4 separate regions of the Homo sapiens genome follow, and all the other regions are linked to region 4. Evidence: chromatin contacts called from ENCODE Hi-C or POLR2A ChIA-PET data. All regions are on one chromosome and are shown on one strand. The core of a region is the stretch at or near the end of the contact, and the rest is flanking DNA. Distances in the headings are between cores, read along the strand shown.

Evidence for each region. A loop is a pair of places that touch in the nucleus more often than their neighbours do. ChIA-PET counts read pairs that join two places held with the same protein, here RNA polymerase II (POLR2A). Pooled maps may share reads with other maps.
Region 1: a loop to region 4 is called in a map of Calu3, with 5 times the contacts of the local background. The contact joins two enhancer-like sites. A Hi-C loop is called at or near these places in 1 of 168 maps with a recorded cell type or tissue (Calu3), 2 of 37 single-sample maps with no recorded cell type and 3 of 50 pooled maps. POLR2A ChIA-PET finds 5 or more read pairs at or near these places in 2 of 52 experiments (CD8-positive, alpha-beta memory T cell and naive thymus-derived CD8-positive, alpha-beta T cell).
Region 2: a map of gastrocnemius medialis shows a loop between it and region 4 (10-fold over the local background). The contact joins two enhancer-like sites. A Hi-C loop is called at or near these places in 21 of 168 maps with a recorded cell type or tissue (B cell, CD4-positive, alpha-beta T cell, CD4-positive, alpha-beta memory T cell and 13 more), 9 of 37 single-sample maps with no recorded cell type and 24 of 50 pooled maps. POLR2A ChIA-PET finds 5 or more read pairs at or near these places in 5 of 52 experiments (BJ, CD4-positive, alpha-beta T cell, CD8-positive, alpha-beta T cell and 2 more).
Region 3: a loop to region 4 is called in a map with no recorded cell type, with 2.6 times the contacts of the local background. The contact joins two enhancer-like sites. A Hi-C loop is called at or near these places in 1 of 37 single-sample maps with no recorded cell type and 6 of 50 pooled maps.

What each region holds. Positions count from the first base shown.
Region 1 is chr12:67,746,522-67,749,221 of GRCh38, forward strand. No RefSeq gene overlaps it. Among named protein-coding and RNA genes, the nearest start is that of LINC02421, 18 kb to the left of the region's middle. Within about 2 kb of position 1,395, at least 11 of the 41 ENCODE cell types and tissues checked have a DNase peak (open chromatin) inside an H3K27ac peak, as active enhancers do.
Region 2 is chr12:67,666,534-67,669,233 of GRCh38, forward strand. No RefSeq gene overlaps it. Among named protein-coding and RNA genes, the nearest start is that of DYRK2, 19 kb to the left of the region's middle. Within about 2 kb of position 1,363, at least 9 of the 41 ENCODE cell types and tissues checked have a DNase peak (open chromatin) inside an H3K27ac peak, as active enhancers do; they include heart right ventricle, where a contact is called at or near this core.
Region 3 is chr12:67,796,235-67,798,934 of GRCh38, forward strand. No RefSeq gene overlaps it. Among named protein-coding and RNA genes, the nearest start is that of LINC02421, 68 kb to the left of the region's middle. Within about 2 kb of position 1,322, at least 2 of the 41 ENCODE cell types and tissues checked have a DNase peak (open chromatin) inside an H3K27ac peak, as active enhancers do.
Region 4 is chr12:67,353,336-67,356,035 of GRCh38, forward strand. No RefSeq gene overlaps it. Among named protein-coding and RNA genes, the nearest start is that of CAND1, 85 kb to the left of the region's middle. Within about 2 kb of position 1,261, at least 3 of the 41 ENCODE cell types and tissues checked have a DNase peak (open chromatin) inside an H3K27ac peak, as active enhancers do; they include heart right ventricle, where a contact is called at or near this core.

The sequences.
Region 1 (2,700 bases), core at 145-2,644, 390 kb after region 4:
CGGACGCAATTTGCAAAATGCAAAATGCAAAATGTTTGTACTCCTCACTTAGGATACAGACATCTGCTGGACTAAGTTTATCCCCTGCCAGGAAAAGGGACTGAAATTGACATTGAAATTCAATAAGGGAATTAATATTTATTGAGAATCTCTTCCGTTGCAGACACTATGCCAGGAACTTCAAAAATATATATTGACATAATTTTCTCATTTAGTACATATCCTTCTGTTAATACTATGAGGCTGATATTATTCCCATTTTATAGATAGTGAAACAGTAGCTCAGTTGGTTAACCTAGCCATGGCCAACTAGCTAGTAGGTGGCAGACCCAGCATTCCAGCCTACATTTGTTTGAAACTAAAGCCAGAACATTTTCCTTTCCACTTGGCTGCTTGAGGAACTGTGGCAACTATCAGCCAACCTATCTCATATGTAACAGTAAAAATAGGCACAAACACAATTTTTTAAAATTAAAATTTATTTATTTTAGAGATAGAGTCTCACTTTGTTGCCCGGGCTGGAGTGCAGTGGCCTGATTATAGCTCACTCTAACCTTGAACTCCTGTGCCCAAGTGATCTTCTCACCTCAGTCTTCTGAGTAACTGGGATTACAAGTATGTGCCACCATGTCCAGCTAATTTTTTAAAAGATTGTGTAAAGATGGGCGTGGGGGTGGGGGTGGGAAGGCAGAGGGTGGACCTGGCTATGTTACCCAGGCTGGTCTTGAACTCTGGCCTCAAGTGATCCTCCCATCTTTGTCTCCCAAAGCACTGAGATTACAGGCATGAGCCACCACATCTGGCAAAAACATGACATTTAAAAAGTTTTAGACCAATTTTGCATAAGGAACTAAGAGAACCAGGCAAGACTACTGGGTATGGTTGTGCAGATTGTACACTGCACCATTCGAGGGGAAGCCATGTGACTGGCACCCCCTAAAATAAAGTGCTGTCTTCAACGTCAGCAGCCATATGTGCAGCTCTGGAACAGGAACAGATTGGGAAAGGTAGCCAGGTGCCATGGTACTTTGAGTTTTCAGATGCAAATATAAATTTTGAGCAAGAAATTAGGACAGAATGGCAACCAGTTTTAGGAAAATAATATATGTAAAAACTCACCTCGAAACAGGTAATCAAAACTTGCACATAGTACAGTATTGGCAAGAGAGGACTGGTACATCCTGATAAGCCAAGAGTTTGGAGTCACTTTTTATTATATTCATAATCACTATGTTCCTAATATCTATGGATTCACTCTCCTCCCTTTTTTTTTCTTTCTCCTTTTTTCTTTTTACCATCTTCTGTCTTTTCCAGATGTTTCATTTGAGCTGCTCTGCTCCCCACTGGTGGCTGAGCCAGGCCTGACCAGGGCAGGAAGGGTGATCAGTAGCCTCACACACAGCAGCTGGTAGAGTCTGAAGGTCACGCTTGGCCTTCCACCAAGTGTCCAATGTGCTGGGGATTAGCCTCTGAATCACAGCCTTTCCCTTCTCCTGCCATGTTGGCCCAGCCATACAAGAGGCTCTCTCTGCCCAGCACACAAGTCCCTTGCTGTGACTGGCATTCTGCTGTGAAAACCAGATTACTTATTAGACTTTATCTTCAGTGAACCTTTGACTAACTTCTGCATGGGACTGGAATATGATCTGCATACCTTTCATTACTGGCCAAGATTTTCATTGTGCATATTGGAAAGCATACAGACTTTGGTGTCAGATACTCAGAGGAACAAAGTCCAGCCTTAACAATTACTAGCTGTGTCACCTAAGACAAATTACTCAACTTTGCTGGACTTTGCCCTTCTCATCTATGAAAGGGCGTATTAAGGAATGGCTCACATGAAGGATATCATCTATATGGGTTTGTATTACTCCTCCCTTGTTTTTCTGAGGAGGTCCCATGGAGTAGATATTGGTTACAGTGTTTTCAGTTGCAGGAAATGGTGACTCAATTCAAAGCAATTTAAACAGATAGGATATTTCTTGGCTCATACAAAACAAAATCCAGAGGTAGGACAGCCACAAATCTTGTTGATCCTCCTGCTTAATTATGTCATCAATAAACAATGGTCCCTCTGTCTCTCCACACAGCAATCCACAAAGAAGACTTCATCCTAAGGTAAATGCTCTACTTAGTAGTATGGTTGCTTTGAGTAACAATTGGTGTCATGTGCTTCTCTGTTCACTTCCAGAGGGAAAATCAACATTTCTCACTGATCTTTGGAGCCCAAGTTCTTCCTGTTCATTTCCTTGGACCAATTTAAGTCATATGCTCTTCTTGAATCAATAATTTTAGTAGGGAAAGGCTAGATGCTGACTGGTCTAAGTTCCTGAACCACCACTGGTTAATGAATCACCATGATTGACTAAGACCAGTAAAAACCATTCCTAACTGTATTGCAGGTATCTAATGTGGAAGGGGTGGGGTGAAGGTTGAAGAATCAGACTGTACAGGGTGAAACGCTTGAGCTTTGGTTTATATCCCTACCTGGCAAGTACCAATGGGGTTACAATTTCTGAACTGCAATTTATCCATCTAGAAATGGGGGATAAAAATAGTACCTCTCTCACTGGCTAGCTTCACAAGATTTGTGACGCCCTTAGCCCTGAGCTTAGCAAATTGTTTACAAATTCTAGGTGTTATTATTTCTTTATATGCCTAGAAATGTGGTGCCACTTGCTATATTTGTTTGTTACTTGA
Region 2 (2,700 bases), core at 113-2,612, 310 kb after region 4:
GTATGAAGCACTGGTATACTATCTTTTGCTGAAGATTTGAAGCCTTTGAGTAGAATCTTGTTTATTCATTCATTCAAATTCTTTTCAGGAAATTTTAAATTTTAAAAAGATTATAAAAATGGGGTGGGGGGATTTTACATATTAAGTTTTTATATTAAGACTAAAATGAATGAAGGGAAGAAGGGAGGGAGGGGGAGAGGGAGGCAACTAGATTCGTGAGAAAGAAAAACAGACTAGGAGGTCAGCAAAGGCTGCTGTGGCCTAGTGGCTGAATGTGGTGTTCTGAAGGAGGAAGGAGCTCAAGAGCAAGCAAGGCAAACTCCCTCTCCCCCTCCCTGCCTTTCTTCTTCCCTTCCTTTCATAGAAATTAAACTTTTACTCTCTAAGATGGTATATTTGGATTTGGCATATTTGAGTTTACCAAAACAAAAAAAAAATTATAAAAAGTGAAAGAGGAGGAGAAGGAGGAGATCAATCCCTGCCTTTGAGGACATTATGTTTAATTAGGAAGACAAGATTGGACAGAAAATATTAAGTTTAGAACATTGAAAGATGAAATTCAGAATAAGTGCAGGTCATTTGTGTTGCTCTTGGATAATAATAGCTTTCAGAAGGTGGGTCTCCAGCCAGGACTTGATGGAATTCAGATTGAGAGAGAGAAAAAGGATATTCTAGGAGAAGCAAATTGCTTTAACTGAGGGATGTCATGAATCATTCATTCGTATGTCATCCAGTATTTACTGAGCACCTACGTGTATAATTTTTGGCATAATGCAAAGGATGGGCAAAGAGACTGGGTTTGTGGCAGTGTGAAGAAGGGAGAATAATTTCTTCGGAAGGTAGGCCTTGTCCTGTGGTTTTTCTCAAATGTGCCATGTTGTTGTAGCCACAACACATGTGCTGTCTCTGTCTAGAGTGCATTTGCCAATCTCTGCCTCATCCTGTGAGATTCAGCCCAGACCAGATGTCACTGCCCCTACAAAGTCCTCTTTAAGCTGAGGTTGAGCAAGATCACCCTTACCAAAAGGTAACACTGGCAATCTCTCTGCTAACTGCAAGGTGAGTAGAACTGAGTTGAGAAGGCAGCAGAATCCTCTCCCCTGTTTCCCTCCATCCTTCCCATTGGGCACACACTGGCAAAAAAAAAAAAAAGAAAAGAAAAACAAAAAGCAAGTGATGTATGAAGATACCATGTTAGTAAGGGAGGTACTTGTTAACCAGACAATCATAAAATGTTTATAGTTTGTAAGCAGTGCCCAGCATGAGAAGAAGCAGCTAGATTCGTGAGAAAGAATAACAGACTGGGAAGTCAGCAAAGGCCGCTCTGGCATAGTGGCGTGGATGTGGTGTTCTGAAGGAGGAAGGAGCTGAAGAGCAGGCCAGAGCACGGGGTGGAGGCTTGCCAAGTCTGGAGTTTGGTGAGCCAGGGGAAAGCTCGTGCAGGATAAGGAGGGACAGAAATGCAATGCCGGACCTTGGAGAAGGCCACACAGACCATTTGGAGGAGCTGGGAATTTATTCTGATTACACCAGGAAGCCATTGATGCATGTACAATAAATTAAAAAAAAAACAAAAAAAAAATCATTCTGGTTTCCTATGGAGAAAAACTGGAGGGGAGCCATATGGAGATGGTGCCACTCTATGAGACAGAGGACTTCTAACCATCTGGGAGGAGTTGAGAGAGATCATTTGATGGAAGAATGGTCCTCCACCAGAAGTTCTGTTTAAGAAGTGAAGTGAGGTGGGGATAAGGCTACGCAGGATTCTGAGGATACCATTTGTGTTGCTATTTTTGTAATTGAAATAATGTAGGCTGAAAAAAAGTGTTTTTACAGCGTGACTACGTAAAAATTACAGATGCAATGTAATTAATCTATAAAGGACATTTAAAACCAGTAAGAAAAATGCTAATATTCCAGTGGAAAAAAGAGACAATAATACCTTCAAAAAATTTACATGAGCAACATAAATGGACCAAAAAAATTATAAATTATAAATCAAAGTAATAAAAATTAAAGCCATGAGTTTATTTTTAACCCACAAAATATCAACAATTAATTAAACAACCATTTTTATTGCTAGCAAGGGTGTGGAGTGATATAAAGCACTCGTTTGATGCTGCTGGGGCATAATTAGCAGAGCCTTTCTGGAGGGCACTTGGTAATCTGTACCAAGAGCTTTAGAAATGCTCATTCATTTTTACCTGTTGATTCTACTTCCAGAAATTGGTATCAGAATCCATGATGTAAACAAAGAGTTATGTACAAGAATAATCATATCTACTAGCACAAACTTAGAAAAAAACCTTGTATCTATTAACAGAGGTTTGCTTAATAAATTATATCAATTATGAACAACATGTTTACAGTGTAATATTAAAGAAAAAAAGGGGGGCACACAAGTGAATGTCCTCCCTACCAAAGCAGGCAAAGGCAGAGGCAGAGATGGCATTGGGAAAAGAATTAGAAAGAAATACAGCAAAGTATTAACAGGTAGCTGATACTAATTTTAATTTTCTTATATATTTTTCATCAGTTTTCACAATAACCATATTTTAAAAATATATTTAAAAACTCAATACATTATTATAAAGAAAAACATTTGTAAGGAATGAATAAAACCAAAAGAAAACTGCTATGGACTAAGTAAACAGAGCACTTTAATAATAGGGAGGAAATTTGCTTCCTGGCCTATTGAAC
Region 3 (2,700 bases), core at 72-2,571, 440 kb after region 4:
GACGAAAACCCTCTTTAGAGCTTACGCTCATTAAACTGCTTCATAATGTCATTTTTTGCTTAGCACAATATTATGAACATGTTTTCCCATTTGAATAAATTCACATCTGCAGCACCTTTCAGTGATTAAATATGTCTGTTATTTAGGTATATCCTCATTTATCAACAACTCTTCTATTACTAGTTTTTCTTATTGCTTTAAACTTCTCTTTATCACAGGCAAGGCTAGAATAATTTTTATTACAGCTACATTTTCCTTAATTACTTTCTTAGAATAATTTCTCAGTAGTTTCCAATATTTTCACCCTCAAGGACTCCTTTTACTGGGTCACATGTTTTGAAAGATACAATCTACCAAACTACATTTGGTATGAAAAAATTTAGTTTACTATTTTTTAATTAACCAAAGACTTTGATAACTACTTATCAAAACTTTGGGTCAGCTGAGATTTAAAAACGGATATTTACTGCATTAAGATGATATAATTCCAGCCTAAAGCAAAGAACCTTGATATGAAAGTTAGCCTCTGCAGCCTTATCTTAAGGAACTAGATTCTTTCTGTGAGATTTTCTGTAATATTAAAATTCACTTGTAGACACCCTTTTCCCACATTTGCGACTGCTCAAAGTTAGGGCTGAAATACTTGAAGTCGGTGAGTTGCTTTAAACTGCAAAAGAGAAATATAGGCATGATTGTCTAATTACATTAAATGTTTACTCTATTTTCTGTGGCCTGATGGTAGATTTCACATAATTGCTTTTTATCTGAAAACACCTTGTGCTTGGAATAAATTACTGGAGAACAAGGTTTTAGTCTGATGTGGGTTCCTTTTTTTTTTTTTTTTTTTTTTTAAGTGGTCCAAGTAGATTATTTCTGACAGTCTGTGAACAAGAGTAGCCAAACTCAGGGAGTCCTGAAGTTACCCTTCAAATGTGTGTTCATGTATACAACCTATTCTGTCCCTTGCCAGAGAGTGGCAGCTGCAGGGCTAATCTATAGAGAAGCTGAGAACCTCACTCATTTCCAAAACTGAATTCACTTTGGCCATTGCTGCTTGTCAGTTACATTGCTTCGTTTAATGGTATGATGTCCAGAATAGCTCTCTGGAACCAAACAAGAAGGAAAGAACTTCAGTGCTTACTTGGACATTCTAAATTTAGATCATTTTCTAACTGTTTACTGCCAGTGGGTTAAATGGTTTGGCTCCTGGACTGAAGTTTGGGTTACAGAATTCTTAGGCGGGTCCCTTCTTGCAGCATTCTGAATTCTGATTAGGCTTTGCAGCGGCTGTGCATATGCATGATGGTGCTGGTGGAATGGTTCCCAGGACTGTTCCAGCATTCATTTCAGGACAGATTTTTCAGTGTGGGTCTTCTATATGATGGTGAGTCAGGCGGTGCAGTGGTAGAGAGCGTCAGTATTGAGCAGTCTCAACTGAAGCCGTGATTGGCGGCTTGCCATGATGTCTGATGACAGAGTATCTGCCACGCTGGGGGCATTTTACACCTAGCATCTAGATATTAATTTGTTAACATTTTGGGAAACATTTGAAATTACACTGTAATCTTGCTGTTTCTTAGACAGTAAATTCCAGCATAGAGTGGGCTGCTGGTTTCCTGTTGAAGGGATCTTAAGCCTTGAAGCATCCAAAGAAATTCATTTAGGCAGCCCAGTCACCTAGAAAGCAGGCTTACTGCATGGGCTCTGTGTATGGCATCAGAGTGAGACTTCCTGTTATAGAATTGTTAAAGGACCATAACAAAGATAGAGTCAAGTTGGAGAGGGCTTGGACACATCCAGATTTCTGCCAATGCCCTCTGGGGTCCCTTGGGGCAGTAGCTGCCTAGGGCAGTGAGCCTCTGGGCTTTGTCTTCCTCTGAATTCCATAATGAATATCCAAAACCTTTTGTTTAGTAAAAAGAATTTTGTTGCAAAAAATTGCAATAAAAGAACAACAAAAATAAATAAAAGCAAAGCCTTCAAAACTCGGATATGAAATAGCCAGTAAGTATACACAGAAACTGAGGCGAAGAAGTGTCAAAAATTCACACTTAAGTTCAAAGACTATAAGTTCAAGGACCACAATTGGACCTAGATCTCACCAGACTTTTGTCCACAACTCTTTTTGCCACCTTTTTCCCACCCTCCTCCCTCCCTCCTCTGCCCTCCTCTTGCTCCTCTCCTTCCTCCTTTTCATCACCTTCCTCCTCTTATTCTTTTTCTTATTTCTCTTCCTCTCTATTCTTACTCTTACCTTCTTCCTCCTCTGGTTCATCTTCTTCCCTCTCCCTCTTCCATTTTTCCCCTGCCTTCTTTTTCTTCTCTCTCTCTATATTTTTATTGTTGGTTAAGGCAGAAACAGCTAAATTGTTGTGTGATATTTATGTAAACAAGTATTTAGCCATTTGTCCTAACTTAATGCCAGTTCATCTTAGCTCTAGCTAGGGTTTTAATCTAAGGATATTTTGAACTTGGATTTTTCATATCAGCTTTCCTATTGACCCATTCTAAGTAAGGTGTTTGGTTTGAAGATTTTCTTATAATAAAACTTGACTGATTTTCAAGACACACGTAGACTCACACATACCTGCCTGGTTTTGTAAGAGTTGGCAGGTTGCTAGCTGAGAGTCACTCTCTCCTCCCTATTGTCATTTCATACCAAGGACATTACCTAGAGATTTTTACAAATGAAATTTGAAA
Region 4 (2,700 bases), core at 11-2,510:
TTTTTCAGAATGAACCTATGGCAGGTGAGAGGGGAAAACAAACCATTTTACCAGCATATGATGGGCACTGTGATGGAGTTATAAATAGGGTCTTGTAGGAGCATAAAAGCAAGGGGCTGCAGACTGCTTGGATGAGACAAGCGAAGGCAGCTCCTGAGCTGAAGTTTGAAAACAAGTAGGCATTACTCAGACTGTCAAAAGGCAGGCATTGGGCAAAAAAGCAAGAGCATATATGTAGTGTAGTGACTGAGGGTGCCTAGTGTATTTAGGGAAACCTTCAAGTAGCTCTGTATGCTGGAAGTTGAGTTTGTGTTGCAAGTGTGGAAGGTGAGAAATTTGCCTAAAATCAACTGATCAGAGGCTGGTGAACACTACAGGGAAAGGATTGGTGACAATTTAGATACATTTCTGAAACTTTTGAATTTCATAAAAGATGACCTCTCAGTGGCATTTTTTTTTTTTCAAGATGGAGTCTAGCTCTGTGGAGTGCAGTGGCGCGATCTTGGCTCACTGCAACCTCCACCTCCCAGGTTCAAGAGATTCTCCTGCCTCAGCTTCCCAAGTAGCTGGAATTACAGGCACCTGCCACCATGCCCAGCTAATTTTTGTATCTTTAGAAGAGGCGGCATTTCACTGTCTTGGCCAGGCTGGTCTCAAACTTCTGACCTTGTGATCCACCCACCTCGGCCTCCCAAAGTGCTGGGATTACAAGCTTGAGCCACTGTGCCCGGCTGACAATCAATTTTATACCGACAACTCTGTTTACTTTTGTATAATCTTACTGATAGGTTAGAACATGGCTATCTCATTGTGATGACAGATTGCAGGAGACAGTTGCTCAAATGATAGTATCGGTCTATCTTGGTCAAGTGTCTTAGCTATATGAATTTATCATTTAACACTAACAATACAAATGTTCAGCTGGTAAATAGCTCAAAGATCGACAGGAAGGTGTCTAAAACTACAGGAGTGTCCAAGCAAGCAAGGTTTCACAGTGAGGGAGGAAGTGGAATGAAAAGGGGGAGATGGCAGACTTGAAAAGAGCCCAAGAGTTTGGTTGTGGGCCAGTGAAGCATTTCAGTTTTCCGGATAGTTATGAAAACTGAAACTATGACTCCAAATGTGGGTTCAAAGGGAGGGTGGGATGCTGAAATATTGTTTTTGCTTTGTGTAGGCAGAGTTCCTGTCTCAAGAAGAGGTTTGGCAGTAACAAAGTTTAGCTATTCTGCTGGCCATCACTCCGGAAAGTGTTCCCACGAAGTGGCTGACTTAAAAAGTAAGCTTGACTAAGTATCATATCACATGAGCAGCACTGGAAAGAGGCAGAGCTGAGGGAAAGAGGGAAGCTTCTGTGTAGACGTCGACTTTACTCTTTGACCACCATACCTTGCCTTTCAGTTTGTGGGTAGCTTAGGAAACCGAAGTCAGACAACATAATTGGCTTTTGGGGGATAAGAATTGTGTCTTTCGGATGTTTCTCATAGTGCTTTACAGGATATACCCTCAAAAGAAGCTGAAAAAATTTTAAAAAGAAAGTCTGACACATTTCAATGCTGTGTTCAAGCCTTCTGTTTTCCAAAAGAGGCCATCAGGTATCACAGCAAATCACTTTTGTGGATTATAAAAGGAAGGTGACTTGCAGCTCTAAAATCTTAAATTCTCTGCTCCATGTTCTGTGTTTTATAAATAAGCATAATTGGTATTCAGAAAAGAAATCTGCAATCTCAGCCTACTTCAGGATGTTGGTGAGTTGACTAAGCTGTAAAACTCCTTAAAAGTCAGGATGTTTGGGCAGAGGAGGGCAAAATGTCTAGACAGAACAGAAGGTTTAAACTGCCCCTGGTGAAATTTAGTGGGAATTGACTTTAGCAGCTCTTCCTCCTGGGTGAATAGCTTGTGATTTGCGACTGTGAAGTGGTTGGACTGAAATGCTTTCTACTCTGAAGTTGTATGACTTTTTTTTTTCACATAGTGAATAGAGATATTGATGGAAAAGACATAACTATCAAGATAAAAGTGTGTTTTAAAATAATACTTTTAAGTATTCGACTGTATTCCTTTGTCCTTATGCAAACTAAACCTTGAGAAACAAAGACTGGTAAGATCTTGTGGAGAGAAAGTCAAATATTCCAATTCATTTGGCTTTGTTTGTGCCATATGTGTAAATAACTCCAACAAGATAGTCTGAGAAATAAGAGTTCATCTGGGAACATTCTTAGTCTTGTTATTAATGTTTTAAAATCCTTAGAACTCTTTTGCCAAATTCTGAGACTTAAAATGCAAAGATAAGGATGATTATTTTCAGAGCCAAGTGTGGAAATTATTCTTCTAGTATCTCTCTGTGTTCATGCGGTGCTATTGACTCTGGCAAAATGGGATCTCATATCTCTTTACTAATGAGAACTCAAATCTTCCCTGGGGACTGGCAACTTTAAAGGCTCATTACTCATATGTTTGATGTTATCTTTTGCTGGCAAATAACTGACGCTAGAGTCTTGAACATTTGCCTTTTAGGTTTGCTGTTTGCCCAACATTATGCTAATTCATCTGAAATGGAACTGTCAGCGGCTGCAGAATGTCTTTACCTTTCTTGAGAATTGAAGAAATTTATCTTCACTGGAAGCCTTAATACTAAGCACCCTTTTTTTTTTTTTTTTTTTTTTTTGGCGTTCTTGGTCTTTTCTTCCAGGAGGTGGCGAT